Regions from separate parts of the Homo sapiens genome. Here region 1 is linked to region 2. Evidence: chromatin loops called from intact Hi-C (ENCODE). Cell type or tissue: K562. All regions are shown on one strand. Links, peaks and the distances in the headings refer to the core of each region. The heading gives the core; the rest is flanking DNA.

Region 1 (12,970 bases), core at 6,666-11,665, 850 kb before region 2:
CCAGGACAGGGCAGGGAGTTCCTCATGTCCACAGCAGGCCTTGCTCCCCTGGCCGGAGCCCAGGGGAGGGAGACGGAGGAAGGCAGCCACTTTTCCAGTGAGAAGTTGAGCAAGGAGTTGGCACCCGGCCCTCTCTACCTCTAGAGAAAAGGTAAAAGCTAAGCTGGATCGCGTGGTAGAGAAGAGCCCACTTTCAGAGTCCAAGTGGCATTATCTTGGAGTTCAGTGTCTGCCTCCAGGGCTGCAACTAACTCCTCGCGCCTCCCTTGCCGCCTTTCCTCCCTGGAAAGAGGAGGTGAAAAAGGTCCCAGGGCTCGGGTGGGCATGACTGCCTGGCGCAGGCCGCCGGGGGATTACCTGATACCTCCGCGTCTCCCCAGAAGGCGCGGCGCCGCCCTCCAGCCCCACCCGGTCACTCCGCGGTCCCCAGGCTCTGGTGTCTGTCCAATCTCCGGGACTCGACGCCCGAGGCGGCCGCCCGCGAGACCCGGAGCACGAGCCTCACGCTCAACGTTAGGCACTGCTCAAGGCCGCCCGAGGAGCAGAGACACCTACTGGCCGAGCGCTCCTGCGGCGGCTGGGCTGGGCTGGGGGCCGGAGCCCAGAAAACAGGGCTCCGCACACCCCCTACCGGGCGGGCTCCATCTGCGCCCCAGCCGAGTCCCGGACCCGCGTCTTGGCAGGCTCACCTACCTTGAGGTTCCCAGCTCCTGTCATCCTGTGCGCAAGTGATTTCAGCAACCATCACCACAAAACCTAGTCGGAGGGTGGCTGGCTCACAGCCTCTCCACTTTTTCGGAGTTTGTGCCAAATAATTTAAAGACCCTCCCCACCCTTTTCCAAATTCTGGCGTTTGAGAAGGGAAAATCCAAAGGGATGAGGATATAGGAGCCCCTAAGTGCTCTCCCCAGAAGCCAGGGAATTGTATTTCTGTTTCTCCAGGGCCCTGAAGAACCTGGCTTTCTTGTAATTACAAATACCTTTCACTGAAAAGTGGCTTCTTTCCTCCTGCTCCCTGCCCTGTGACAGTCAGTCCCTCCCTGTTCTGTCCTGGTAACTTTCCTGCTCTGAGCCTTGTTCCTGTGCTAGCTTATCTATCTCTTTTTCTTCTCTTATCCCGCTCTTCCGCCTTTTGGAAATCTTCACTTGCTACTCTGCAAAACCATCGGAGCAAGGCCTGCTGCGGACATCAGGACCACTGCAAATATTTTTTTCCAGGTTCTGAGAGGGATGCAGAAGACGCAGGAGCTGACAGTCTAGTTAATTTTTAGCTGACAAAGTCTCTCTCTCTCTCTCTCTCTCTCTCTCTGTCTCCCTCTCTGTCTCTTTCTCTCTCTTTAACACCTATATTTGAGTAGTTTTGTTTCCATCAGCACTCTTGTCTTTCCTTCTAGTCCTTTAATCCTGACTCTCTTCCTGGATTGAACTTAGGGAGGCAAGAGTTTAAATTAGAAGCAGTAAAATTGTATAATAAAAGGAAGAAGACAAACCAGGCCTTGCTTCTTAACAGGATGACTAATACAGTTTATGGATTATCTGGGTAGTTACATGACTAATATTAACCATTAACAATTATTGAGTTCTTAATGCTGACCAGAAACTGTTTTAAGAGCTTTTTTATAATAATAGTAAAATCAGCTCTTATGTAATGTTTTAAATGTTTACATTTATTAACACATTAGACAAAACAACCCTATAAGATGGGTAATAATATTATTCCCTTTTTACAATTGAGGAAATTGAGACAAAGAAGCAGGAACATTTCCTAAGGTCACACAGCTAGAAGTAAGTTATAAAGCTGGAATTTAAGCCCCGACAGCCTGGTGGATCATTCAGGGTACTCTAGAGGGACAGGACTAATAGGATAGATGTATATATGATGTATATATGAAAGGGAGTTTATTAAGGAGAATTGACTCTCATAATCACAAGGTGAGTCCCACAATAGGCCATCTGCAAGCTGAGGAGCAAGGAAGTCAGTCTGATAAAAGGAAACAGGCACAGAGAGGCTAACTAATAGTCCAGGAACACAGAGCTACTAACTTGTACAGGCAAGATTAGAACAAGTGAGTCTGATCCTTAACTAACCATGGGAGGGAGATACTTTTTTCCTACATTCAGCCATACAGAGGGAGAAGGGATTGCCTAAAAAGGGTGTGATGCTTTCATAACCTTCAATTAGTGAGCCCAGCTGGGCTTGGTGGCTTTTGCCTATAATCTCAGCATTTGGGGAGTCCAAGGATTGCTTGAGGCCAGGAATTTGAAACCAATCTAGGCAACTAACAGGACAACATTGTGAGACCCTATCTCTACAAAACTAAAAAATTTAAAAAATTAGCTGGGCGTGGTGATGCATGCCTGTAGTCCCAGCTACATGGGAGGCTGAGGTGGGAGGATTGCTTGAGAACAGGAGTTTTAAGCTGCAGTGAGCTTTAATTGTGCCACAGCACAGCAGCCTGGGCGGCAGAGGGAGAGCTCATCTCTTAAACAATAACAAAAACAAAAACAGCCCCTTGTGTGATGGTTAAACAAATCCAGCCCCTTGATTAGATTGAAGGATGCAAAGCATTGATCCTGGGTGTGTCTGCGAGGGTGTTGCCAAAGGAGATTAACATTTGAGTCAGTGGACTGGGCAAGGCAGACCCACCCTCAATGTAGGTGGGCACCATCCAATCAGCTGCCAGCGCAGCTAGGATGAAAGCAGGCAGAGGAATGTGGAAGGAATAGAATGGCTGAGTCTTCTGGCCTTCATATTTCTCCCGTATTGGATGCTTCCTGCCCTAGAGCATCGGACTCCAAGTTCTTCAGCTTTTGGACTCTTGGACTTACACCAGTGGTTTGCCGGGGCTCTCAGGCCTTAGGCCACAGACTGAAGGCTGCACTTTCGGCTTCCCTACTTTTGAGGCTTTGGGACTCAGACTGACTTCCTTGCTCCTCAGCTTGCAGATGGCCTATTGTGGGACTTCACCTTGTGATTATGAGAGTCAGTTCTCCTTAATAAACTCCCTTTCATATATACATCATATATACATCTATCCTATTAGTCCTGTCCCTCTAGAGTACCCTGAATGATCCACCTGGGTTTCAGGCTGAGTCCCTGAGAGTCAAGGCCTGACGTTGAGCTGAACTGTCTGTTTAAGCAGCTCCTCCCTTCCTGCACTCTACTAGCAATGCCAAGAGCATAAAGAGCCCTTCGCCAAACTCAGGGCCAGACTAAGGTCCCGCTGTATTACCTACAGCTGAAACAACTGTTCCCTTAGGAGGCCAAGGCATAAAAAAAAAGCCTCCACAGTGGGGCACATGGTGTGGCACATGGTGTGGCACATGGTGCGCTCTCATCCCTTCTGTGACCAGTTCTCCTGGACGCTTTGGGAAGGGACGACTAGAGGCACCAGTATCGCCAAGTAATCTTTGCCCTTTTAGAGGAAATAATGTTGCTTTCTGCAGGGGAACAACAGTAATTGAAGAAGAGGCACAGAGGGAAACTTAGGGCCATGACCATATGAAAAACCAGAGTTACCAGAGTTTATGACATTCATTTCTTTCTCCCTGCTGAGGTGAGGCCTTTCTCACCTGATAGAATGAGTTTTTCAAGGGATTTTGAGGCTGATCAAGGAAAAAAACATAATAATGAAGTGGGAGTAGCACACAATGAGCTCTATTTTGGAAGCACTTTAACAGGTTTGCGTGGTGAGGGGGAGTCCCACACAGCGTGGACCCATCCAGAGCTCTGGCAGCATGGAGGCCACCACCCAGAAGGGGAGGAGGATAAAGGAAGCCCTGAAGAAGAGGAATCAGAGAGGGGACTTCTGTATTTAGGTAACGTCCCTCAACACACTGCAAAATCTCAGGATCAGATACCCTCAAAGGGCAGCTGCTGAGTGGGGTTTTTTTAGCTGCAAAGTTTATCTTATCTATGGCTAGCAGATCTTGGGTGCAGTTGCTCAGGGTATACAGAGCAGGCAGTTTCTAAATAGCTGAAAATCTGTTTATTTGGACTGTGTTTAAAACATTAAGATATATAAACATTTGACTTGTTGACAACCTGCCATTAAAACAAAACTCAACAACCTTACCAACCTTGGCAACACAGTGAGATCCCATTTTTACCATTTTTTTTAATTAGCTGGGCATTGTGGCGTGTGCCTGTAGTCCCAGCTACTCAAAAGGCTGAGATTGAACAATCACTAGAGCCCAGGAGTTGGAGATTACAGTGAGCTATGATTGCACCACTGCACTCCAGGCTGGGTGACAGGGCGAGAGCCCCCACCCCCACCTATCCTTTAAAATAATAATAATAAATTGGAAAAAATAAAAAAAAATCAACAGCTTAGAAGCCAATATACAGAGGCCATTTGGGGGTCATTTATTATACCCTAACTGCTAGGTTGGAAGTACCTCCAAACACACAGAGAATCCCAAATTCTGAATTTCAGATTTTGACCTGAGGACCCATTTCAAATGCTGTTGACTGACACTAAGAAAAATATCTACTTCACCACCCCTTCAGCACAAAAACAGAGAAACCTAACATATGGATAAGAACTTACACACATACAAAAAGAATAGGTGGGGGATATTTAATCTACAAGAATCTATGTGGCAATTTGAGTGCACAGGTGTATCCACAGAAGTGGCTGTTGCTGTCTAGCAATAACTTCACCAGCAGGTGGCTGTATTACACTAACCATTAGAGAGGACTGGGCTTCCAACAAAGTGCCTTAAAATACAGTTCTTTTCTTGTCTTTTTTTTTTTTTTTTTTGAGACAAAGTTGAGACAGGGTTTCACTCTATCACCCAGGCTCTGAAAAGCAATGCAGTGATTCAAACACAGTTCACTGCAGCCTGGACCTATTGGGCTCAAGGAATCCTCCTGTCTCAGCCTCCTGTGTAGCTGGGACCACAAGCACACACTGCCACGCCCATCTAATTTTGTTACTTTTTGTAGTCTCGTTTTGTTGCCCATGCTGGTCTTGAACTCCTGGGTTTAAGCAATCCTCCCACGTCAGCCTCCCAAAATACTGGGATTACAGGCGTGAGCCACAGCACCCAGCTAGAATAGAGTACTATATTTCTAAATTATTTGAATTTTGGTTTGAATTAGCCCTAATAAACCCTATGTATTCATCAAAATCTGTAATGACATATGCAACATAAAAATCCATTCACAATGAAATCCAACAGTTTCCTCCAAGCATCTCAGGAAATTCAGCACAACTAGATTATATCACAGAATGTACTAATTAACAAAATCTATTTACTAGACAGCCTACCCATTTCTGGCACCACAGAACATGAAATGTGTTAAATGATTACCACTCATTCTGTATTATCTGACATATCTAACAGCAAAGGTTTCATATGTATGTATATGTATATATAATGTGTATACATATATCTGTGTATATATATATAAAATACTGTTTATAATTCTTTCATTTGAAAGCATTCCAAGACACAGATAAACAGCTAAATCACATCCAAGCGGTGTCATTTGGAGATATGAAAGTCTTTGGCTTTTGTGTAGGCACAGGGCCATGAGGTAGAGTCAGAGCCATTCTTCCCCTCTCTGCCTGTTCTGCCAGCTCTTAAATTCAGTCCACATTCTGTCCTCAGGTTGTTTTCTCCTTGGAAACTCACTTCACCCTCCATCAGCTCACCACTAGTTCTCATTCCCAAAGCTCTATCATCTCCAGCATTCTGACGCCATCTCCTCTTACAGGTCTCACTCCCATCCAAACTTAAAATGTTGGAAATTGGACTCTTCATTTTCTCTCTTCAGCAGACCAGTTCCTCTTCTTGTTTTCCTATTCATGTTAGTGTTCTCCCATATTTACTGTTTCTCAGAGTTATTATCTGTGAAACTTTTACCCCTCTCCTACGTGTTCATTCAGTCTTTCCCTAAGTCCTTTCTATTCTATTTCTGTAAAGCGATTGAATTTCTTGAACACCTACTTCTGTAATGTGTTAAGGCACTGGGGCTTGGGGCCAGTCTACTTTTTATTCTTTGGGCAGCATTGATGCCATATTCATCAATAAAGCAATATGCATCATTAAACTGGATTATCCACAATCTATTTTGTTTTTGTTTTGTTTTTTATTTTCATAGATTTAGGGGTTACCAGTGCAGTTTTGTTACACAGATATATGGTTTAGTGGTGAAGTCTGGGCTTTTAGTGTAACCATCATCGGAATGATGTACATGTACTCAATAGGTAATTTCTCATCCCTGACCCCTCTCCGACCCTCCCACCCTTTGGAGTCTCCAGTGTCTATTAATCCACTCTGTATGTGCATGTGTGCAGATTTTTAGCTCCCACTTATAACTGAGAACATGCTGTATTTGTCTTTTTGTTTCTGAATTACCAAAATCTAATTTTAAACTTCAATAGAAAAAAACTGATACCGTTGGTTTTTAAATTCTTTTTGCAACAAGAAATGATTATGGCATATCTTCAGTATTAAATACTCTAACAAAGAGGAAGTATACAAGATTTGAGATTGTCTAATGGAAATAAGGCCTTCTTAGGTAAAGCAGGTATGGTTACTCTCCTGTGTAGGGCAGTGGTTGTCCTATTTTACTGTGTATAATAATCATCTGGGGAAGTTTGTTAATAAAATGAAGATTCTTGGGGTCCACTCCCAGATACTCTTCTTCGGTAGATCTGGAAAGGGGCTGAGGAACCTAACATTTTTAACAAAGTGAAACAGAGTAATCTAAGGAGCATTTTAAGAAATAGTCGCTTAGAAGAAATTCTAAGTACTTAAAATAGAAATAAAACGTCTTTACGTCATTAAATGGCTTTATACAACTTCTCTTAGTTACCTAATTTGTATTTGATCCCATAATTCTCTTCTAATAGCTGACTGTTTTGTAAAATTCTCTTTTTAGATTCTGATGTCTTCAGTTTCCGGGTTTTTCTCAAGTTTAAATTTCAGTCTTGGTAGAAGTAATACCTTAGGCGAGCTCAGTCTTTCCTACCTTACTTCATATGAGTTTACCAGATCCTGTCATTGGGAGAGCAGGAAGTAGAGAGGGATTCCTGAATGGAGAAAGAAGGGACCACAACAAACCTAAGTAGGGCTGGGTGCTGGGGCCAGGCTGGAATGCACTGGTGCATTTCCTGACAGTAACCATAGGCTGTGGCAGCCTGAGGCCCAGTGGCAAATTCTAGTTGAGAAATGGAGTGCAGTGGGTGACACAAGGTCCTGCAATAGTGTCCCAAATGTAGGTCATGACCACTTGCTGACTTGGAGCACAGCTGAGTGAGCTGAGCTAAAGCATGGGACCAAGACAGACAAACCTAAGGAAAGGGCCAGGTGAAGGTTACTTGGCTTTCTCTATGACACATTCTAGCCCTAGTTCTGCGTATTCTAGAGAATATGCACAACACAATGCTATAAACTCCCTCATTTCCCTATCTTCTAGGATTTGACTGACCTTTGTTAAAGTTGTACTGTTTGGTTAGGGCAGCCCACCTGTTCCAGTCAAGCAGGAGTGGTTCAGAGGCCTATGTGGAGCTTTCTCTCCTTATAGTTTATAAAGCAAATCAGGAGAAACAGTGACCAATGGCTCTAGGCAATTCCTCCTAGTGTTGTGATATTCTAGGACTTGCCCACTCTATTTTATGTTTATCATTCAAACTTGGAGTTGTTTTAAAATGTGACACAATTTTGCTTTAGTTTTCCAAAAATTAAATACATATAAAGTTTCCTTCAGTCAAAAAATCACGGTGAATGTCTTGCTCCTCTCCTGATCCACTCAAATGGAGTCAGGAGGATCACCGTGGTCCCTCCCCAGTACTCTCCATCAGCTCTATCACTGACCCACACTGTGAGATCTGATTGCCTTGCTACAGATTTTTGCTCTGAAACAGATGGTTTTGAAATGGGTGTATTTCCTTTTCTTGAATGATTTTGTTATCTGCTTAATGGTCATGTTCTCTGCCTCAAACTGCATTTTAGTATTTTATGTTAGTGTTTTAGTAATATTTAGTAATTCTTAATATTTTAGTAAAATATATTTTATTCACTCAACAAATATTTATTGGGTGCATTGATCAAGCACCACAGATAATAACAGATTAAAAATCCTTGCCTTCATGAGGCTTACATAAAATTTACTTTAATTAAGGTATTATTATATGATTATGAAGGTATTTAATTAAGGTATTATATAATAATAATTGTATAATAATTAAAATACCTTTTATGTCAGCCTCATGAAGGCAAAATTTTGAAATTTTATGGGATATGCTACCTCAATCCAATTTATAAGATATACCTAACAAGTTATATTGGCCTTTTTTTTTTGGAGAAGCTTAAATACAAGGCTGAGAAGTTTATATTTAATTAGACAGGAAATGGGAATTCCTCAGAGGATTTTGATGAAGAGAATGGCATAACTCGCAAGCTCAATAGTAATGTGTAGATGGTCATTGTGGTATTTTCTGGCTAACTTGCGCAGTGTTCCTCTCTTAGTATACTTCTCATTCTATTACTTACCTACACTTGTCAAATCTCTGACAGCTCTAAATGAAAAAATATGTGTCTGTTGGCTTTAAATCATTCATCCTCCAGATGTATTGGGGCCTGCAGGTGGCAATAGTGAGCCAGCCATGAGCTTTGTAACTAGCCTCACCAGAAACCCAGCAAATGTCACCTTAACCTAGAGTGCTGCCCGACCACCATATCTAAAACAGCACCTCCTCTAGTCTTTCATTTCCTTAATCCTTCTTCATTTTTGTTCACAGCCCGTGTCACCAACTGACATTATATAATATTTTGTTTATATCCTCTTTCTCTCCACTAGAATGTAAACTTATCAGCAGCGACTTTGGTTCATTGTGTAGAACAGGGCCTGGCAAATAGTATATGCCCAATATGTATTTACTAAGTGAATGACCACTTTGATCTGAGCATCCAGCAGAGGAACACCATGGGACAGTGTGCAGTTACCCGGCAGCCAAATTTTGTGGTGCATATTTGATTCAGCATTATTTTAGATATTATCCTAGATAAATTCTATAAAGTTTCTCGGTCAGAGCTAGAAATGGCTTAACATATCAGGTTAATATGAGGAGGGGTATGGGGCCTTCCATAGCCATAATTAGATGATGTAGTATTAAATATCAATAAAGTACTAATGAGGAAATTAACCTTATAAAGCATAGTGAGATCCACAGGAAGTATTGATATGTAAATATCAGGTAGTTTTCCGACGCAGAAGGATGCATAATTAAGCAATCGGTTTCCTGGATCTTGGTCAACAGAATTTCCTCTCTGCTGTTTATAAAAGGTAAAATGCAGTGTTCTAAATTTTGACCTAACCTTGTTTCTTTGTGAATGAGCTTGCTCTGGTCAGCCCTGAAGCCAGACCATTCTTCGGTAACTTGCAGCCATAGTGTTATCCATCAAGAGTGTGATTTACACTCTAGGCTTTCTTGCACAACATTCAATAAATATTTGGGTCTTTGACTTAATCTGGTTTTGCAAATCGTATCTTTGTTTACTTAGTAGAGGTCACTGCTCCACCACTCAAGGTAAAGTATACACAGAAATCTACACTTGAAGAAGACAGAGATATGTCACCTTTCATGGATGAAGCAAAGTCCTTCAAAATGTCAATAGAAAGTTAGCCTTTGTACACAGCAAATCCTATATGGATTTAACTTTGAAAGGACTATAGTGCAATTACACTAAGACAATAAACTAACCCAAGTAGTTAGAATTTAAAACAAAGATCTAAATCTTATAAATGTTTTGTTTGTCCTCATTCAAAATTGCAGGTTAAAGCAAATGTGTGCGTTAAGCTAGATAAGATGACTGAATTGCTTTGATGATCTGATAGCATTCTCTGTTCTTCTTATTTTCTCTCCTTCTTTAGAAATATATATATATTCCTCCAAAGATAGTTTATATGACAAAATAACTACAGTTTTTCTCAAACAGGGGCCTGTCCACTTTCAACATAGGCCAGTATTTCTACTCAAAGGCTTAAAAAGTTTCTTCTTTCCGGAGCACATTCTTGTGAATATAACTTGGCCCCTTGGTTGGTGGTGGTTTATTTTTCCCCCCAAACTCATTTGCTCTTGTAAATCTCCTGCTAATCATATTTAGTCATGAAAATTCTTTCATGGGGTGAGAGATTTAAAATCGTAGATTACACAAAGATGGAAAAACACAAACAAACCAGTAGCAGATACCAATGTGGCACAGCAAAACACTTAAATCCAACTTCTCTGTTCAATTTGTCTCAATCCAGGGCACCTCAGATCATTCCTTAGTCTCAAACTAGTATTAAAAATGGCTAATTTCCAGCCTCTTTGGCCTCTGTAATTGCCAATGGGATAATCCTTCTTTCTCTAGGCACCCAGTACTTTATTTCCTAAATTCCAATCACAGCAGAGATTTTTCAACATCCCTGCCGCTAGGACAGATCCCCCAAATGACACATGTAATGAAACTTTATGAAGTTAAGAAGTGCAAAACTCAACCTGTGGGTGCTGTTCTGCTGCCAGTGAGGGAGTCCATTTTACTTGTGCCCAATGTTGTTTTTGTCTTTGATTTACATAGTGAAACTAAAAGCACATTGTTCACAGACTACCAAGAAACTTTTGCGTTTTCACTTTCCCTGGGCTATTTTTATACACAAAGCAAATATTCTAACAGACAACTCTGTTGCCCTTAATGGGATATTTTTACTATTAGGTTGGACTGGCTTTCAGTATGCCAATAGGTCATTTTCTTTCTGCCAGTTTTTAGGAAATCCAGTTCTGAGGGTTCAGGCTATAAATTTAGCTTAGATCTAGAAATGGTTTACTTGTTAGAAAAACAGATATATCATTGTCGCCATTGATTTGAGCTTCCTTGACCACGCAGTGGCTGTCTCTCCCTTTAACTTACTGATGGAATTCAATTTATCAAGTCCTATTAAACTTGAACCATGCAGTTAGCATTGAAAAACTGCTTCCATCTAAAATTGGACTGAAGCCAGGTGCATTGGCACGTGCCCATAGTCCGAGCTACTCAGGAGGCTGAGGCAAGAGGATCACTTGGGCCCAGCAGTTCAGTTTGAGGCCAGACTGAGCAACAAAGCTAGGCTGCATCTCTAAAGAGAGAGAAAAAAAAAAAAGGACCATAAACACAAGCTAATCATAAAACAACACAAATCTAGGTTTGAGAAATACTCAAAGACTGTAAAAGATCATTCACAAAATCTTGTCTCTAACCCAGAGAAGAAGATAGATAAGTTGGTAGATAGATGTAAATGTGTGTTCAAATAATCATGCACACAGTTATGTAGATGCACACACACATCTTTAAAATCCATTCTATCAGTGAATAACTTTGAGTCTCATAACACCTTGTATCTGTGTATTATTTTAAATTAAGAAGGGCTTCATGGTTGTATTAAGATTCATGGTTAAGAGCACAGGCATTGGGCCCCATGGGTTTGAGTTCCTGTTCTGGCACACTGACCCTGCATATGTTACACAACATCTCTAGGCCTTTCTTTTTTCATTATAAGATACAGGTAATTATATCTACTTCCTAGGCTTGTGGTGAGGATTAAATGAGAGAATATACATGACAACAAAAACTATACTACCACATAATATCTAGCATAAAGAAGATGCTCAAAATTGGTAGTTCTTTCTATTATTCCTTAGGGCTATATCATTTGTCACTAGGTCAAGAAGTCTTCTACATAATCAAATTTAAATTCAGCAAATAATTTTGGAGCAAAGATGAATGTAACAGACTTGGCTCACAGAGTAAATTACCAATATACACGAAGACTGTTAGCTGTAGATTTGTGTTTTCAAATCAGAACACAAACGGTTGGACGATAGGGAATTTGGGACATTATTATTTCAATAAACAAGCCCACTGACCTCAGAGTTACAGTAAATGATTATTTTGGCTTAAATACTACCTATGCTATTATCTCAAAAAACATACCTGGAAGTAGAAGAACTGTGATTTAAGAAACATTCTTCATTCCTGGAATTCATCAATCATTTATCATTTTTCAAAGAAAAAATTGGCCCAAACATGAAAAAACTAGTTAAAATTTAATAAACCTAAGTGATACTAGATTGAATGCAGGGCCAATGTAGACCGCTAAATCACTGTTGACCATTTTTTTTTCTCAGAGAGCAAGCATCTTGTCTTATATGATTTGGATTTAGGACTTGAGATTGTAGTAAAAGGAAATTATTTTCTCTAAAATTGTGATAACACATCTGGATTCCAATATAAGTCAGTTAAAAGCCTGTAATACAAGTATTCCACTTCTAAAATGGGATAAGATAGAATTTCTAATGTCCTCAATTTAAATGTTTATCAACTTTGTGAATATTATATATCTTAACACAACCAATGAAACTTTATGACATTAAGGAGCTCAGAACCCAACCTGTGGCTGCATGAATTGTTACCCTAAATTCAACAAACTAATATTTTATGGTCTTCAGCAAAAAGAACCACAAAGACATGCTCTGTCTAAACACACTTTGCTTGAACATTCTTACAGATAGGAAGTATACCTTCTCACAAGGCATGCAATCCATTTATATTATCATTTGATCTTTGATTGGTAAAATCAATTTGGATAGAATTTCCTAAACTAAACGACCAGGTGCTTTCTTCTCTGGGGAATCTTACAGAAGGAGACTGCAGTTAGTTGCAACAGATTTTTTATTAAAGAGAATTTCTGTAGCTAGAACAACAAAGCTTGTTCCCTGTGAACCAAATCTACCAATAATAGCTCTATTAAAAGAGTTTCCTATTTACATAGATTTTATACCAAATATATTTGGTAATTCATAAACCTTACAAACATTTACTTAACACTTACCATGAATTGGGTAATGTGCTCAACACATTATCCCACTAAATCTTAGTAATAGCCCTATTAAGTAAATACCATATCATAAGTATTATCTCTCTTTTACTGACATGGATA
Region 2 (12,970 bases), core at 4,126-9,125:
ATAAAAGATAAAATATGGTACACCTGTATAGGGCAGCTCCATTATAATTCTATGGGACCACTACTGTATACACAGTCTATCACTGACCAAAATGTTCTTAGTGGTGCATGACTATATGTCTCTCCATACGCTTTCCAACTCTTCTACCTCATGCCTCTTGTTCCTGTCTTTGACAAGGGCACAAGCCAATGAGACATGCTCATTGGGGCAGAGCAGGTAGGTTTTTGTTTGATCATGATTATATTATATCAATAATCATGATTATATTCTTACTTTTTCAACTATCAGATTTCTTTTGTAGGCAGATGAAAACGTGAATGTCCATCCACTATTGGAAGAAGAAAGCAAGTAATCAAGGATATTGGATTTCTGAGTTTCCTGAGATGACTCATGACCCATTAATAAACTTAAAATGCCCAAAGTGGGGATTAGCCTAAATAACCAGGTATAGTGGCTCATATCTGTAATCCCAACTACATGGGAGGCTGATGTGAGAGGATCATTTGAGGCCAGGAGTTTGAGACCAGCCTGGGCAACATAGCAAGACCCTGTCTCTCAAAAAAAGTTTTTTAAAACTACATATCTGCTATGCATTTAATTCCTCTTCCCTTTAATAAATAGCTTGAGAAATGAGTTGTTCTACAAGAGATATTTATAAAAGGTTTTAGGGCAGCATTTTCTAAGTGAACAAAGGATGAAGGCAGTGTCTACATGCACAAACCAGTATATTGAAATTCACAGGATTAAAAAAGATCAATTTTGTCTAAAAACACCCTTTATTTCTGTCTTAGTTTGTTTTCTGCTGCTGTAGCAAAATATCACAGACTGGGTAATTTACAAACAATAGAAATTTATGTGCCTCATGGTTCTGGAGGTTGGGAAGTTCAAGAGCATGGTGCTGGCATCTGATAAAGGCCTTCATGCTGTGTCATCCCATAGTGAAAGGAGAAAGAGTAAGAGAGTGTGCAAGACACAGAATGGAAAGGGACTAAACTTATTATTTTTATCAGGAACACACTCCCACAATAAACCCACACCTGCAATAATGGCATTCATTTATTCACAGGGCAGAATCGTCATGACTTAATCACCTCTTAAAGGTCTCACCTCTCAACACTGTTGCACCAGAGATTAACTTCCCAACACATGAATTTTAGGGGATACATTCAAACTATAGCAATTCCTGATTCCCTATTCTCTAATTAGATGATAATTTGGCCAGCCTTTTTATCTTTCAACTCTTATTTACTATCAAGTTTTCAATGCTCTTAATGGATGGGGTTACCTTGAAAAGCAAATCCTGGCATATGTATCCCTCATGTAGTCACTGAATCTGGATTATTGAACAGTTTGATTTTTGCCTATGAAACACATTGCACAAATACAAATTAATTTATTAACTCAGCAACTATTTATTGAGCACAAACTATTGACATTGGCTTATTCATTCAATAAATATGCATTGAGTGCTTACCACATGCCAGACACTGGTCTAGATGGTGGGTACACAATGATTCTGCCATCCTTCAGCTTGTATTCCACAGGGATTGTGTTAGGCACTGGTAATACAGCAATGAATCATTCCCAAAAGGAACTCATAATCCAATAAGGAAGAGAGGCATGCAAACAACTCCAATGCTCTATGTTAAGAGGGAGATGTGTACATGCACCAGGGATGACTTAGAAGAGAGAGTGGTTCACTTGAGTTGAAAATAGAATGTTGGGTTTAAGTTGAGATTAGGATCTGGGTAAAGGTACTTATAAGAAGAGAATTTTTAATAAGTTGAACCAGAATATCTTCTATTAAGACAGAGCCTTAGAAATTAAGTATCATCAGTTTTACATATTGACCAATCAACAATGATATTGTGCAATATTATGCTGAAGCTATTGCCCTAGATGCTACAAATAAATCTAGCATAAGACCCACAGATTTTAGAGTAAATAACATTAAAAAATTCTCAACTTGCAAAATGATTAAATACATTATTGCTCAGAAACAAATAGTAACTAAACATAATAAAACAAAATACTTTAAAATGCACTCCATTACTGTCCAGAGAGTGATACAGAGAGGTAAGTGCTAAAAAAGTTCAATTAATAAAGGTATCAGTTAATGCAGATAGTGTTAGAAGGACAAATCAAAGAATCTGTCTCAAGATGTTCCAATTCAGAGTAGTAATAACCATTAATTTGTCATTTTATGTTATGAAATGAGAAAAGCACTAGAGCTTGGTGTAACTGGTACAAAATTTTCTACAGCTGTATCATCTAAAGTATATCAAGATAAACCACTTAACAGACTAGAAGCTGCAGTAAAAGTGTCAAGTTCATTGGCGTAGCTTTCGAAATTCAGAGAGACCTAGGCAAGTCAATAGTTTCTTCAAGCCTCAGTCTTCTCATCTATAAATAATTAAGAACTATTACTCAGTAAGTTATGCCTAAGCTTGATACATTCTCATCTCCTTTCCATCTTCTATGTTGAAGCATAATTCTCAGAGCTTGTTTCTGTGTTTGAAGACACACACAGCAGGAAGGGGCGCTAGTCTGCATCTGTTCTTCCCCACTACCAGTGCTCCACACACCGTCTTCTTGGTACACTGGGTTTTTCAAGGCCTGAATGGTAGCAGTTCAAGCAGGCAAGAGGAAGAATGAGATCACAAATATTATCTACTTCTCTCTTCTCCCAAAGAGACTTTTCCACCCCCAAAAGAAGACTCAGGCATTTTTGTGCTGCCCTCTTCTCCCTTGGCTTCCCTAAGAAGCATCAGGGTTCCAGTCTGCAACAATCAAAGTGCTGAGAGTCAGTTCCATTACTCAGCAACCTTACACTGAGTACTCAGTATGTGCAAGGCACTGTCCCAGGTGCCGGGATTCCAATGATGACCAACACACCACGGCTAGCCTTCAAGAAGCTCATGATCTAATGTAACAAACACATGTGATGGACAATAGTAACTGAGACCCAAACCTCCCCAGACACCCCTAAACACAGTCTTCCTGGGCCCCATTTGTTCTTACGGGTACCAGTAAGTTCACATTTAAAATAACACTAAAAATCAAAATCTCCAGGCCCAGAAAGTTTCACTGGAGAATTTTACCAAACATTTAAAAAAGAACTAATGCCAATTTTACACAATCTCTTCCAGAAAATAGAAGAGGAAGGGACGCCTCCCAACTCGTCTTATAAGACTAGTATAGCCCTAACACTTAAACCAGACAAAGACAGCACACGCAAAAAAGAAAACTACAAATCAGTATCTCCTGTTAACTTAGACATGAAAATCTTCAACAAAATGTTAGCAAACCAAATCCAGCAATACATAAAAAGAATAATATACTATAACCATGCTGGTTTATTTAAGGTATGCAAGCCTGGTACAATATTCAAAAATTAATTCATGTAATCTACTATATCAACAGGCTAAAGAAAAAAATCATGATCATATTAATTGATGTGATAAAAAAGCATATAAAATTCAATATTCATTCATGATAAAATCTGTCAGCAAACTAAGAATATAGGGGAACTTCCTTAACCTCAAAGAGCATCTACCAACAATCCTACAGTTAATATCATACTTAATGGTAAATGACTGAGTGCTTTCATTCTAAGATCAAGAACAAGGCAAGGGTGTCCACTCTCTCCATTCTTATTCAACATCATATTGGAAGTTCTAGACAGTCAAATGAGGCAAGGAAAAGAAACAACTGACATACAAACTGGGTTAAAAAAATAAAACATTGTCTATTTACAAATACAATTATCTACATTTTAAAAATCCCAACGAATCTACAAAACACTGAGAACTAATAAGTGAGTTGGGTAAGGTCACAGGATACAAGATTGACACTCGAAAGTGACTGCATTTACACATACCAACAAGTTGTTTTGTTGTTAGTATAAAACACTATAACCATTTAGAATTGCTCCAAAGAAAATAAAATACTTAGGTATAAATCTAACAGTGTATGTACAGGTTCTATATTTTGATAAATCCAAAATGCTGATGAAAGACATCAAGGACGACCTAAATAATTGGAGAGATATGCTATCTTCATAGATTTGAAGACTTAATATAGTAAAGATATCAATTCTCCCCAAACTGACTGACAGATTTAAAGCAATTCCTATCAAAATCTCAGCAAGCTTTTTGTAAACATGGGTAATCTTATTGTAAAATATATATTAAAATAAAAATGCTCTAAACTAGCCAAAATTATTTTGAAAAATAATATAGTGGGAGAAATCATTCCTCCCATGTTAAGGCTTACTATATAGCTACAGTAATCAGGACAGTGTGGAGGACAGACACAGATCAGTGGAATAGAACAGAGAATCCAGAAATGAATCCAGACAAATATACTCGAATAACTTTTGACAAAGATGTGAATGCAATTCAATGAAGTAGAAATCCTCTTTTCAACAAATGGTGCTGGAGCAATTGGCTATCCCACAGGCAAATAAAAAAATTAAAAATCTAAATCTAACATTGCACACAAAAGTTAACTCAAATGAACCATTAACTTAAGTGTAAAATAGAAAACTATAAAAGTTTTTGAAAAATAAGACAAACTTATCTTTTCAAGACCTAGAACGTGGCAAAGAGTTCTTAGATTTGATACCAAAAGTACAATCCACAAAAGGAAAAATGAATAAATTGAACCTCATAAAAAGGTAAAACTTTGGCTATGTAAAAGGCCCTGTTAAGAGGGTAAAAAAACAAGTTACAGATTAGGAATAAAAGACTTGTATCTAGAATATATAAAGAACCCACAAAACTTAACAGTAAAAAAATCAAACAAAGCACTTAGAAAATGAGCAAAGCATGTACAGACATTTCATGGAAGAGGATGTACGTATGGTTGTGATGGTGTCTGCCATAGGCATGGGAGGAGGAAGTGGTAGCTATATCCTGGATACTTGCCATCCAGGTCCTATGGGACAAAGGAGGTTTTCTTATAGTGCCTCCATAATGGACAAAGCTTTGTGTTTAGGGTGCCATTAAAGTGGGAATTCCAAAAACAGGAAAAGAAAAAAGCACTTAATTTTTTGTTTTCTCAAAAAAATCATCAAAATAGTCATCATGAGACAAAACCAGATAATTGTGTACTTCTTTATATTTTTAAAACTAAGTTAATGGGTTTTGGTGTTTTTGTTTGTTTATGGAATAAAAATATGGGAATGGTGTGGGGAGGTCATAATAATCTTTTGAGTGTTTTGAACTTCTAACAATTTTAACACTCATTGATGAAAGTGAAAAGCAGGGCAGGGCTCCGAGTAAAGCATGGTCTCTATTACATTTCCTGGTCTAACACCATTAAACACTTGTCCTACAGAGGATTAGAATGTGTGCATTGGCTCACAGAGATGCAAGGCTAGAAAAGAAAAATTAAACAAAACTATCCCCAAACCAGTAAAGTTACCCTCTGCCCATCAAAGCCAGACAGATGACCAATATGAATCCTTTATGATATAAGGAGTTATGTGGGCAAAGAAGAAGGTAGGATGGATGTGCTGATAAAGGACAAAGTAGAGAAAATAGACAATTCAACAATAATAGTTGGAGACTTCAAGACCATACTTTCAATAATGGAAAGAACAAATGAGAGCAGAAGATCAATGAGGAAATAGAAGACTCGAATGATACTATCAGCCAACTTTTCTCAAGTTGTTATATAAATGGGCCAAAGATGGTCTCTGTATATTGGCCCTCATGTTGTTTACTTCTTCACAAGAGGCTGGGACCAGTAGTTGAAAGCCCACCAGGACCACACTAAATTCTTACATCTAATTGCCTTAAATATATCCTAAATAAGTATACTTTTTACCATTTAGTGCCTATCCTGTTTTGCATGCCCTGCAGTTTTGCAAAACAGGATAGGCTCTAAATGTAGGCCCACATCTGCTTGTCATAGATAAGACAAACTCTGTGGCTAGAAAAGACCCCACCCAATACTGCCCTTCAAAGCCATCTGATCCGAAACTCTCCACCTTGCTGCTGAGTGACATCACCTAGACACATGAGCCCCGCCTCCAATTCCCCTCTCCTCTAGGAGTTCCCTTACCCTTTTCCCCTTTTGGATGGTGGCCCTGTCTCTGGAAGGTCTCCTGCTGTGAGAGACTTCCCCTCTCCTGCAACCCTGTTCAAATACCACCAAAAAAGCTTACTGTACAACACTGCCATCTTGTGCTCCTGTCTTTCCTTGATTAGCCCCCAAATCCTTGAACTTACCACACAAGTGCAACTGGAGAATTCCCCAGGATACACCACATTAGGCTGTATAACAAGCCTCAATAAACTTAGAAGGACTTTATAAACCCACACAAAGTATGCTCTCCAATCACGACGAAATGGAATTAGAAATAAATAACAGAAGGAAATTTGAAGAACTCACAAAGATACAGAAATTAAACAACACATTCCTAAATGTGTTTGACATTTACGTGAATGAAAACAAAAACCCAACAAAGCCAAAATGTATAGGATGCAGCTAAAGCAATGCTCAGAGGGAAATAGCTGCAAATGCCTATATTTAAAAAGAAAAAAGATCTTAAAGCAATAATCTCACCTTCTACCTTAAAAAATAAGAGTAAACTAAGCCCAAAGCAAGCAGAGGAAATGAAATTGTAAAGATTATAACAGATGTAAATAAAATTGAGAATAGGAAAATAATAGACAAAATCAATGAAAAGTTTATTCTTTTAAAAGATCAATAAAATTGACAAAACTTTAGCTAGTTTGACCAAAATAAAAAGAGAGAAAACCCAAATTACTAAAATCAGGGATGAAAGTGGACTATTACTACCAACCTTTCAGAAATAAAAGAGATTATAAGACAATACAATAAACAATTATATGCCAAAAAATTGGATAACCTAGACAAAATTGACAAATTCTTAGAAAGACACAAAATTTCAAAACTGACTCAAGAGCAAGTAGAAAATCTTTATAGACCTACAACAATGAAAGAGATTGAATCAGTAATCAAAAAACTTCCCACAAAGAAAAGTTCAGGCCCAGATGGTTTCACTGGTGAATTCCAAACATTTAAGGAAGAATTAACATCAGTCATTCACAAATTTTGCAAAAAAAAAAAAAAAAACAGAAGAGGAGGGAACACTTCCCAAGTTATTCTATGAGGCCAAAATTAACCTGATACCAAAACCAGAAAAAGAAATCACAAGGAAGGAAAACTGTAGACCAATATTCCTTATGAACATAGATGCAAATATCCTTAACAATGAAGCTGCATATTAAAAGAATTATACAACATGATCAAGTGGCATTCATCCCAGGAATGCCAGGTTGATTTATCATATAAAGAACAATCAATGTAAGACACTATATTCATGGAATAAGAGAGCAAAATCACATGACTATATCAACGGATGCTGAAAAGCACTTGAAAAAATCCAGTATCTTTTCAGATAATAACACTCAGTAAACTAGCAATAAAAAGGAACTTCCTCAACCGGATAAAGCCATCTACATAAATCTCATAGTTAACATCATACTTAATGGTGAATGGCTGAATACTTTCCCTTTACGATCAGGAAGATACAAGTAGGTACACTCTCACCACTCTTATTCAATATAGTACTAGAAGTTCTGGGCAACACAGTATGGAAAAAAGAGAAACGAAAAAAATGAAAGAAGGAGGCAGAAGAGAGGAAAGAGAGAGAGCATGAGAATCCAGATTGGAAAGGAAGAAGTAAAACAACTACTTCTATTCACAGAAAACATGATTTATATATAAAAAATTCTAAGGAAGCCACTGAAAATCTACTACAACTAATAGGAGTTCAGCAAGTTTACAAGATACATAATCAATATGCAAAAATCAAATGTATTTCTATAGCAATCAACAATACAAAAATAAAATTAAGAAAACAACTCTACTCTAGCATTAAAAAGAATAAAATAATTAGGAATAAGTTTAACAAATGAAAAGTGTAAACTTGCAAACTGAAAACTACAAAACATAATTGAAATAAATTTTAAAACTAAATAAATAGAAAAGCATCCCACATTCCTGAATTGGAAGACTTAGTATTAATACAGTGATATTCCCAAATTGGTCCATAGATTCAAAATAATCTTATCAATATTCTAGCTGCCTTTTTGGCAGAAACTGACAAACTGATTCTAAAATTCTTATGATAACTCAAGGCACCAGGAATAGCTAAGAAAATCTTGCAAAAGAAGAACAAAGTTGGTGGGAGGGGAGGAGAAAGAGCAAAGTTGGATGACTCACACTTTCCTTTTTTAACATTTAATACAAAGCCACAATAATCAACACACTGTGGTACTGACATAAGGATTGGCATATAAACTGATAAAATTGAATTGAGAGTTCCAAAATAAACCATTATATTATGATCAATTGATTTTTCACAAGGGTGCCAAGACAGGAATTCAATGGGGAAAGAATAGTCTTTACAACAAATAACAAATGGTGCCAGGACAACTGGATAGCCACATGAGGGAAAAAAAAAAAAAAAAGAAAGAAAGAAACTAAAATGAACTTGGACCCCTACCTCACACCAAATATAAAAACTGATCCAAACTCGGCCAGGCACGGTGACTCATGCCTGTAGTCCCAGCACTTTGGGAGGCTGAGGTGGGTGGATCACCTGAGGTCAGGAGATCGAGACCATCCTGGCCAAGATGGTGAAACCCCATCTCTACTAAAAAAATACAAAAATGAGCCAGGCATCACGGCAGCTGCCTGTAATCCTAGCTACTTGGGAGGCTGAGGCATAAGAATCCCTTGAACCCAGGAGGCAGAGGTTGCAGTGAGCTGAGATCACGCCACTGCACTCCAGCCTGCGTGACAGAGTGAGACTTTGTCTCAAAAACAAAAAAAATTGATTCAAACTCAATCAAAGACCTAAATCTAAGAACTAAAATTATAAACTCTTAGAAGAAACACAGGAATAATTCTTCATGACCCCGGATTAGGCAATGGTTTTTTAGACATGACACCAAAAGAACACATGAGTAAATTTCAAATTTTCATGTTTTGAAAGTTTTATCAAAAAAATGAAAAGACAACCCAAAGAATGAGAAAAAAATTTGCAAAGCATATATCTAACAAAAGACTGTCACATAGAATATATAAAGAACACTTAAAATTCAACAATAAAATAACTAATAACTCAATTTAAAAATGGACAAAGGAACTGAATAGACTCTTCTCCAGAGATATTCAAACGGTCAACCTGGGCAACACAGCAAGACCTCGTCTCTATAAAAAAACTAAGAATTAGCCAGGCATGGTGGCACATGCCTGTAGTCCTAGCTACTGGGGAGGCTGAGGCAAGAGAAATCACTGTCACACCCTGCACTCCAGCCCGGGCAACAAAGTGAGACCTTGTCTCAAAAAACAAAAACAAAAAAAAAAGATATTCAAATGGCCAATAATCACACAAAAAGATGCTTGGTATTATTAGTCTCTAGGAAAATATTTAATACAAATCAAAGCCACAATGAGATATGACTTTATGCCCACCAGAATGGCCAGAGTCAAAAAGTCAGATCATAACTGTTGGTGAGAATGTGAAGTAATCAGAACCCACATACATTGCTAGTGGGTTTGTAAAATGATGCAGCTACACCGGAAAACAGTTTAGCAGTTCTTCAAAATCTTAAATGTAGAGTTACCATATGAACCAACGGCTGCACTTGTAGAGATATACTCAAGAGAATTAAAAACATATATTCACAAAACATTTGTATATGTATTTTCATAGCATCATTATTCATAATAACCAAAATGTGAAAAAAACTCAAAAGTCTATCAATTGATGAGTGGATAGAATGTAGTATATCTATATAATGAAATATTATTCAATTATAAAAAGGAATGAAGTACTGATACATACTACAACATGGATGAACCTTGAAATAATTATGCTATGAAGCCAAGCACAAAGACTTCTTGTATGATGCTATTTATACATAACGTTTATTACAAACCATAGAGACAGAAAGTAGACTCGTGGTTGCCAGGGGATAGAAGAAGGGGGAAATGGGGAGTGACTGCTAATGAATATAAGGTTTCTTTTTTGGGTGATAAAAATGTTCTGGAATTAGATAGTGGTGATAGTCATTTTGTGAATATACTAAAAAAACATAGAATCAAACTGTTTTAAAAAGGCTGAATCATAAAGTATATAAATTATACCTCAAGCCTGTTTTTTTTTTCAAAGGCAGATGTTCCAAGATCACAGAGTTAGAGTATATTATAATTAAGACTTGAGGCCAAATGTGTTTGATCCTAAATCCCACTGTCTTAACTACCAACTATATTCCTGGACCTCCTTCCTTTCTCACATTATAGACTTCCTAGGAAATGTTATTCACTCCTGGAAAGTTTGCCACTGTCGAAAACTAAATCTCTAATCTCTAACCTTTCTCCTGACTTCAGTTTGTCTTATGTGGACAACTATGTCTGTGTAGCCTGGAGGTGTCTCAAAATCAATACACATTAAACCAAACTTAACTTCACTTTCCACAACCTTTTCTCCCTTTTCTGGATAGTCTTATCAGTAGTTAATTCCTTGTTGGCTGGGGCAACCTTTCCAGTGCTCAGCCATTCAAAAAGCAAAGATAATCAGCCCACCCTAAGTTCAGTAAATGATCAAGTTTTTCACGCTTAGGCTACCAGCTCTGACCATGTTATTTGGCGATTCTTCACACAAACGATGTACTACTAAGAATTTTTCAATTTCATTTCATTGCTAATAATGCCTTAATATACTTACAGTACAGACACATATTAACCAAGCGGAAAAGATAGAGACCCTCTCTCCAAAATAGTCCAGAGAGCAAGTAGGAGAGGCAGGGCTCTGATTCAAGTCTTGTAGTGAGTGTGTGGACCCAGACACTGTCCTTCTCCCACATTTATCACAGGCTAAAGCTTCCTTTGAGTTGTTCACTTAAAGTCATCACCAAAACCATGGCCACTTTAAAGGATATCTGTAAGATCGTCAGAAAAATCTTACACTAGTAAAGCCTAACTATTCCTTAGATTACCTACTAACCATCACATCCAGAATGGTTTCTAAAATTTTCCTTCTTTCAAAGCCCCATAGAATATTTTTACTACAAAAATTAAACATTTTAAGCAATTTTATCTCAACATATTAAATTTTTAAAATACTCAAATTTAGGCCGGTGGCAGTAGCTCACGCCTGTAGTCCCAGCACTTTGGGAGGCCGAGGTGGGTGGATCACCTGAGGTCAGGAGTTTGAGACCAGCTTGGCCAACATGGTGAAACCTGGTCTCTACTAAAAATACAAAAATTAGCTGGGCGTGGTGGCAGGTGCCTGTAATCCCAGGTACTCAGGAGGCTGAGGCTGGAGAATTGCTTGAACCCGGGAGGAGGAGGTTGCAGTGAGCAGAGATCGTGCCACAGCACTTCAGCCTGGGTGACAGAATGAGATCCCGTCTCAAAAAAAAAAAAAAAAAGAAAAGAAAAGAAAAAGAAAAATACTCCTATTTAGATAACATGCAGAGCACAAAATTTTTGTTTATAACCACTTAGTAACTTGGAATATTTGAAATCCTTTCCACAGAAAAGGCAAAACCAACAACAAAAAAACCCCAAAACACTGATATTCTATTTCTGATACTCCCAAATAATGTAAATATGTGTTTTACTTCCCTGTGTGCACTATTCCAGCTATTCTGCAAAGTGCTAGGATTACTGCATTTATAGGATAAATTTAAAAAGCAACTGTATCGCCAACACTAACTTGTGCCACATATTTTTAGCAGTTACATGGCTAAATACCAAGATTTCTGTTCATTCAATACAAGGCTAAGAGAACAGGTAGAATGGAGCAGACCCAGGCCTCATCCTTCGCACTGCTTGCCTTCTCCCATCCACATCTTGGCATCTCTAAGTGATGGCAAAAATATATCCCATTTTGAGTAATAAATAAGAAGTAGTAGATGCTTATAAGAATATATTATAAAATACGAGTATTATAAGAATATATTTATATATAAAAGTATAAACTCATTATAAAATAAGGAGTATACACTCTGCAGTGCATGGAATAATGTTAAGAGCACATTTTTTAAAAATGTTATAGGTTTTTGGGGAACAGGTGGTATTTGGTTTCCACGAGTAAATTCTTCAGTGGTGATTTGTGAAATTACGGTGCACCCATCACCCAAGCAGAGTATACTCTGAACCCAATTTGTATCCTTTTATCCTTCAACCCCTTCCCACCCTCTCCCCTTGAGTCCCCAAAGTCCACTGTATCATTCTTATGCCTTTTCATCCTCATAGCTTAGCTCCCACTTATAAGTGAGAACATACGATGTTTGGTTTTCCATTCCTGAGTTAATTTACTTAGAATAAGTCTCCAGTCCCATCCAGGTTGCTGCAAGTGCCATTGATTCATTCCTTTTTATGGCTAAGTAGTATTCCATCGTGTACGTATATACCACAGTTTCTTTATCCACCCATTGATTGACAGGCATTTGGGCTGGTTCCATATTTTTGCAATTGCGAATTGAAAAAAACATTTTACATCTCTTATCTTATTTAAAGTCTGTATCCTGCGCCAAGTTCTCAATGGTCCTGTAATGGGTAGATAAGGAAAGGCTGTGGCCACACTGACAACGACCACCTCTCCTTCCTGGAGGAACCTCTGCAGGTGATGGGCTAAAGAAAGCCACCTGTCCTCACTCTCCCTGCATAAGCCAGTGAGGGGCGTGGGGGCAGGATCGCCCATTTGATTCGGCTCCAGGCCAGGCATTTACTAGCTGTAGTGGTGCAATGAAGATGATTGAGAGATGGTCTCTGCTCTCCATGCATTTGCAGTGGGTGGCTGACAAAGACATACTTACAAGCACCTTTAAAACAAAGCAGTCTGGAATAGAGGCTGATGCAAAAAGCTGGGAGCAAAGGGCTGAGAGATGTATTGCCGCTGGGGCCTGGGACAGCCTGG

Evidence for each region. A loop is a pair of places that touch in the nucleus more often than their neighbours do. Peaks named below come from ENCODE experiments on the same cell type or tissue, not always from the same donor. Only the 100,000 strongest peaks of a DNase experiment are listed, where the experiment ranks them.
Region 1: it touches region 2 in a loop (4-fold over the local background); 9 of 110 quality-filtered maps call a loop at or near these places.

What each region holds. Positions count from the first base shown.
Region 1 is chr4:154,614,537-154,627,506 of GRCh38, reverse strand. It overlaps LOC124900169 (a long non-coding RNA gene), which reads right to left and starts at 545. Exons shown (of 6, transcript XR_007058343.1): 1 at 358-545. RefSeq lists a silencer at 589-718 and an enhancer at 10,502-10,651. In K562, for the core only: a CTCF peak has its summit at 8,591 (motif pointing right); a DNase peak (open chromatin) is centred at 8,596; H3K27me3 peaks cover 414 bases.
Region 2 is chr4:153,766,521-153,779,490 of GRCh38, reverse strand. No RefSeq gene overlaps it. Among named protein-coding and RNA genes, the nearest start is that of RNF175, 13 kb to the right of the region's middle. RefSeq lists an enhancer at 8,004-8,173. In K562, for the core only: a CTCF peak has its summit at 6,169 (motif pointing left); a DNase peak (open chromatin) is centred at 5,980.